2 separate regions of the Homo sapiens genome follow, and region 1 is linked to region 2. A link is an interaction called in ENCODE POLR2A ChIA-PET data of the cell type or tissue named here. Cell type or tissue: Caco-2. All regions are shown on one strand. Each heading gives the region's core, and the rest is flanking DNA. Links, peaks and the distances in the headings are about the cores only. Region 1 has its middle 15 kb from the start of CRCP. Region 2 overlaps LOC105375336 (a long non-coding RNA gene).

Evidence for each region. Peaks named below come from ENCODE experiments on the same cell type or tissue, not always from the same donor. Only the 100,000 strongest peaks of a DNase experiment are listed, where the experiment ranks them.
Region 1: POLR2A ChIA-PET joins it to region 2 with 10 read pairs; 9 of 35 experiments call an interaction of 5 or more read pairs at or near these places.

The regions. Positions count from the first base shown.
Region 1 is chr7:66,098,602-66,101,500 of GRCh38, forward strand. No RefSeq gene overlaps it. Among named protein-coding and RNA genes, the nearest start is that of CRCP, 15 kb to the right of the region's middle. RefSeq lists an enhancer at 1,604-2,165. In Caco-2, for the core only: no CTCF peak of the experiment used is centred there; DNase peaks (open chromatin) are centred at 1,170 and 1,670; H3K4me3 peaks cover 1,371 bases.
Region 2 is chr7:66,029,680-66,032,578 of GRCh38, forward strand. It overlaps LOC105375336 (a long non-coding RNA gene), which reads right to left. Exons shown (of 5, transcript XR_002956511.2): 3 at 1,821-1,857. Among named protein-coding and RNA genes, the nearest start is that of ASL, 45 kb to the right of the region's middle. In Caco-2, for the core only: CTCF peaks have their summits at 1,373 (motif pointing right) and 1,573; no DNase peak of the experiment used is centred there.

The DNA of each region.
Region 1 (2,899 bases), core at 245-2,744, 69 kb after region 2:
GGTTGCAGTGAGCTGAGATCATGCCACTGCACTCCAGCCTGGGTGACAGAGGGAGACTCTGTCTAAAAATAAATGAATAAGTAAGTAAATAAATAAATAAATACATACATAAGAAAGAAGGAGGAGTGGGGGGGGGAGGAGGAGGAGGAGGAACGGGAGGAAACAGCCAGGCCGTGGCTCATGCCTGTAAAGGAGGAAGAGGAGGAGGAAGAAACAGCCAGGCACAGTGGCTCAAGCCTGTAAAGGAGGAGGAGGAAACAGCCAGGTGTGGTGGCTCATGCCTGTTAAAGGAGGAGGAGGAGGAGAAGGAAGAGGAGGAGGAGGAGGAGGAAGAAACAGCCAGGAGCAGTGGAGGAGCAGGAGATGGAGGAGGAGGAGGAAGAAGAGGAGGAGGAGAAAGAAGAGGAGGTGGAGGAGGAGGAGTGGAGGAGAGGAGAGGAGGAGAGGAGGAGGAGAGGAGGAGGAGGAGAGGAGGCGGAGAGGAGAGGAGGAGGAGAGGAGGAGGAGAGGAGGAGGAGGGGAGGAGGAGGAGAGGAGAGGAGGAGGGGAGGAGAAGGAGGGGAGGAGAAGGAGCGGAGGAGGAGGGGAGTAGAAGGAGTGGAGGAGAGGAGGCGGAGAGGAGAGGAGGAGAGGAGGCGGAGAGGAGAGGAGGAGGAGAGGAGGAGGAGAGGAGGAGGAGGGGAGGAGGAGGAGGGGAGGAGAAGGAGCGGAGGAGGAGGGGAGTAGAAGGAGGGGAGGAGGAGGGGAGGAGGAGGGGAGGAGGAGGAGGGGAGGAGGAGGAGAGAAGGAGAGGAGAAGGAGGGGAGGAGGAGGAGAGGAGGAGAGGGGGAGGAGGAGAGGAGGAGGAGGGGAGGAGGAGGAGAGGAGGAGGAGAAGGAGGTGGAGGAGGAGGAGAAGGAGGTGGAGGAGGAGGAGGTGGAGAAGGAGGTGGAAGAGGAGGAAAGGAAGAAGGGAGGAGGAGGAAAGGAGGGGGAGGAGGGAGGGGGAGAAGAGGAGGAGGGGGAGAAGGAGGAGAGGGAGGAGGAGAAGGAAACGGCGAGGCTTGGTGGCTTACACCTGTAGAGGAGGAGTAGGAGGAAGAAACAGCCAGGCTCCCTGGCTCAGGTCTGTAAAGGAGGAGGAGAATGAGGAGGAGGAGGAGAAGGAAGAAACAGCCAGGCCTGGTGGCTCTCACACCTGTAAAGGAAGAGGAAGAGGAGGAGGAGCAGGAGGAAACAGCCAGGCGTGGTGGCTCACGCCTGTAAAGGAGAAAGAGGAGGAAGAAACAGCCAGGCACAGTGGCTCAAGCCTGCAAAGGAGGAGGAGGAAACAGCCAGTTGCAGTGGCTCACGCCTGTAGAGGAGGAGGAGGAGACAGCCAGGCACAGTGGCTCATGCCTGTAAAGGAGGAGGAGGAGGAGCAGGAGGAAGAAGAAACAGCCAGGAAGGGTGGCTCATGCCGGTAAAGGAGGAGAAGGAAGAGGAGGAGGAGGAGGAAACAGCCAGGCGAGGTGGCTCACGACTGTAAAGGACGAGGAGGAGGAGGAAGAGGGAGAAACAGCCAGGTGTGGTGGCGCAGCCTGTAAAGGAGGAGGAGGAGGAAACAGCCAGGCGAGGTGGCTTACGCCTGTAAAGGAGGAGGAGGAGGAGGAGGAGGAGGAAAAAACAGCCAAGCGCAGTGGCTCATGCCTGTAAAGGAGGAGGAGGAGAAGGAAACTACATGGATTGGTGGCTCAGGCCTGTAAAGGAGGAGGGGAGGGGAGGGGGGAGGAGGAGAAGGAAGAGACGGAAACTGCCAGGCACGGTGGCTCATGCCTGTAATCCCAGCAATTTGGGGGGCAGCAGTAAGGAGGAAGGAAGGAGGAGGAAAAAGAATGAGGAGGAGGAAAGAGGGAGGAAGAAAAAGAAACAGCCAAGCGGGCTTGGTGGCTCATACCCATACTCCCAGCTACTCCAGAGGCTGAGGCAGAAGAAACGCTTGAACCTGGGAGGCGGAGGTTGCAGTTAGCTGAGATCGGGCTACTGCACTCCAGCCTGGGCGACAGAGTGAGACTCCATCTCAAAAAAAAAAAAAAGAGCCAGGTGCAGTGGCTCACGCCTGTAATCCATCTATTTGGGAGGCTGAGGCGGGAAGATTGCTAGAAACCCAGGCGTTTGAGACCAGCCTGACCAACATAGTGAGACCCTGTTTTTACAAAAATAAAAATTTAAAAAAAAATTAAAAATTAGCCAGGAATGGTGGCACAAACCAGTCATCCCAGCTACTCAGAAGGCTGAGGCAAGAGGATCACTTGAGCCCAGGCGGTCAAGGCTGCAGTGAGCTATGGTCAAACCACTGCACTTGAGCCTGGGCAATGGAGTAAGACTCTGTCTCAAAAAAATAGTAATAAAGTTTGAAATACAATAAGAATTACCGAAATGTGACACAAAGACAGCGAATGAACACATGCTGTTGGAAAAACGGCACCAATACGCTACCTCAACACAGGGTTGCCACAATCCTCTAGTATGTTAAAAAATGGGCCACGCATGGTGACTCACGCCTGTAACTCCAGCACTTTGGGAGGCTGAGATGGGAGGATTGCTTGATGCCAGGAGTTCGAAACCAGCCTGGTCAACATAGCGAGACCCCCCCCCATCTAAATTGTTTTAAATATTATTATTATTATCTTTTTTTTTTGAGACAGAGTCTTGTTCTGTCGCTCAGGCTGGAGTGCAGTGGCACAATCTCAGCTCACTGCAAGCTCCGCCTCCTGGGTTCACGCCATTCTCCTGCCTCAGCCTCCCGAGTAGCTGGGACTACAGGTGCCCGCCACCACGCCCGGCTAATTTTTTTGTATTTTTAGTATATATGGGGTTTCACCGTGTTAGCCAGGATGGTCTCGATCTCCTGACCTTGTGATCCGCCCACCTCAGTCTCC
Region 2 (2,899 bases), core at 190-2,689:
CAAGTGATAAGACAGAGTTTACCAAAAAAAGGGGAGGAAAAAATGCTATGGATTTTTAGAAGCAAACTTTCCCCACAAGGATAAAACATGCATGCATTAGAGTGCTGGAGGCAGGGGGGAATCTCAGTCTCATTCCTGTTTTAGAGATTCTACCACAGAAGTGAAGAAAATGCAGGCTCACACACCATCACTAAATACAATGCGACCCCTCTCATCTGCTGTTCCTTTCAGAAATAGTGGCATGAGATCAATGAATGCAATGTTTCCCCAATGGATAAAACACCCAAACGCCTAGCAAAGTCCAAACTGGACAAGGAGGCTCCTAAAAGCCAAAGGCTTGGCCAAAAACCATTCAACCATTTCCTTCCTGTTCTAAGCTGCAACCACTTGAGACTGAGCCTTTAGAGAGGAAAGAATATGGCCAACTCTGTTTATTCTACTACCTTCTTTTCTTTTGGGGGGATGTGGAAGGGAGGCGGTTTCTTTCTTTTTGCTGTCTTCCACTCTGGGAGCTTTTTTTAGGGGACAGGGTCCCAAAGGCTGTCTCCCAGGCTAGAGTACAGTGGTCATCACTGTAACCTCAAACTCCTGGGCTGAAGCAAACCTCCCCTCTGCCTTCCAAGTAGCTAGGACCATAGTAGGTGTTTGCTACCATGCCCAGCTAATTTATTTTTTTAAGAGCTGGGGGTCTTGCTAGGTTTCCCAGGCTGATCTCTAACTCATAGCCTCAAGCAGTCTTCTCTCCTTGGCCTTCCAAAGTGCTGAGATTACAGGCATGAGCCACAGCACTTAAGCTACTACCTTCTAGACCTCCTCTGAGTCTTCCTGAGTTTAGACTCTAGCACATGGAAAATTCACAGTCAAGGTATAAATGGTTCTTTCTACACCTGGAGTGAGCCTATCAGATGGTTTTGCTAGTGCCAAATAGGAGGCAAAAATGCTGGAATATCTTCCGTCTTACCAATCTTTTTCCTTCTTTTCCTTTCCCTGGGAACCCCACCCTAGGCCCCAAAAATTATAAATTTGTTAATTTCTACTATTCAGAAAGGTGAGTCAACTAAACTCACTTTCAAAATAACAATGTTAATACCCAAAAGACTATTTGAAGATTAAAATAACAATGTATAAAAGCATTATAAATATATAAATATATCAAGGGTGATAATTAGGAAAAAGCATAAATATTTCAATGGGAAATTTTGCAGAAACAGCTCTAAAATAGATGCTTCTATCCTATGACTACATCCCAAATGATTATCTAGAATCTTTGAGATTTACTGAAATTTGCCTGCTCTGAATTAGAGTCTTCCCAGCTTCCCTGAAGTACTACGTATACGTATAACATATAAAGCTTAGACTATTCCAAGGTCCACTAGATGGTGCCACATGTCTTGTTTTGAAGTGGAAAATTCAACTACATCCTTTTTTTTTTTTTTTTTTTTGGAGACAGAGCCTGGCTCTATTGCCCAGGCTGGAGTGCAGTGGCGTGATCTTGGCTCATTGCAACCTCCCCCTCCCAGGTTCAAGTGATCCTCCTACCTCAGTTGGGATCCCAAGGAGCTGGGACTACAGGCACGTGCCACCACAGCTGGCTAATTTTTGTATTTTTAGTAAAGATGGGGTTACACCATGTTGACCAGCCTGGTTTCGAACTCCTGACCTCAAGTGATCCATCTGCCTCAGCCTCCCAAAGTGCTGGGATTATAGGCGTGAGCCATTGCACCTAGTCTGAATTCAGTCATTTCTAACCAAAATCAATTCAACAATCTTACAAGCAAAGGGCAAATTATCAGAGAGGAAAATGTAACAGTTCAATTTACCACGTAGTTACTGAGAAGCGCAGAATCGACATCCTTCCTGAAAAAGAAAAGTAAGTTATCAGTCTGGGCTCACACCCCTTTCTGGGTATCAAATATCTGTAAAAGAATTCCCATCTGCCGGGCGCTGTGGCTCACACCTGTAATCCCAGCACTTTGGGAGGCCAAGACGGGCGAATCACATGGTCAGGAGATTGAGACCATCCTGGCTAACACAGTGAAACCCCGTCTCTACTAAAATGCAAAAAATTAGCCAGGTGTGGTGGCGGGCGCCTGTAGTCCCAGCTACTCAGGAGGCTGAGGCAGGAGGATGGCATAAACCCAGGAGGCGGAGTTTGCAGTGAGCAAAGATCACGCCACTGCACTCCAGCCTGGGCGACAGAGCGAGACTCCGTCTTAATAATAATAATAATAATAATAATAATTCCTGTCAAGTTGGGGGCCAGGCACGGTGGCTCACACCTGTAATCCCAGCACTTTGGGAGGCCGAAGCAGGCGGATCATGAGGTCAGGAAATCAAGACCATCCTGGCTATCATGGTGAAACCCCGTTTCTACAATCAATCAATCAATCAATCAATAAAATACAAAAAAAAATCAGCCGGGCGTGGTGGCAGGTGCCTGTAGTCCCAGCTACTCGGGAGGCTGAGGCAGGAGAATGGCATGAACCGGGGAGGCAGAGCTTGCAGTGAGCCGAGATCGCGACACTGCACTCCAGCCTGGGCAACACAGAGAGACTCTGTCTCAAAAAAAAAAAAAAAAAAAAAGAATTCCTGTCAAGATGTAGTAGTCCGCTTTTAGAATTTGGGGACTACCACCTAAAACTGAAACTGAGAAATGTCTTAAGTCCAACATGGTTTAGCTAGCTGTGGGCAATTTCAGAGCAGACTTGGGAACAAAGTGCTGTCCCATCCAACAGCCATGTCCTCTCCCCATTATTATCTGCCTCCCATCAGCTATTGACATCTTGGGCAGCCACGTCCTCCTGCTGAATCAACAGAAATGGCCCACTTAACACCAATGTCACCACTGGGAATTCCAGCCATGGGCAAGTATCCTGCCAAATATCCACCATGCTCCCAG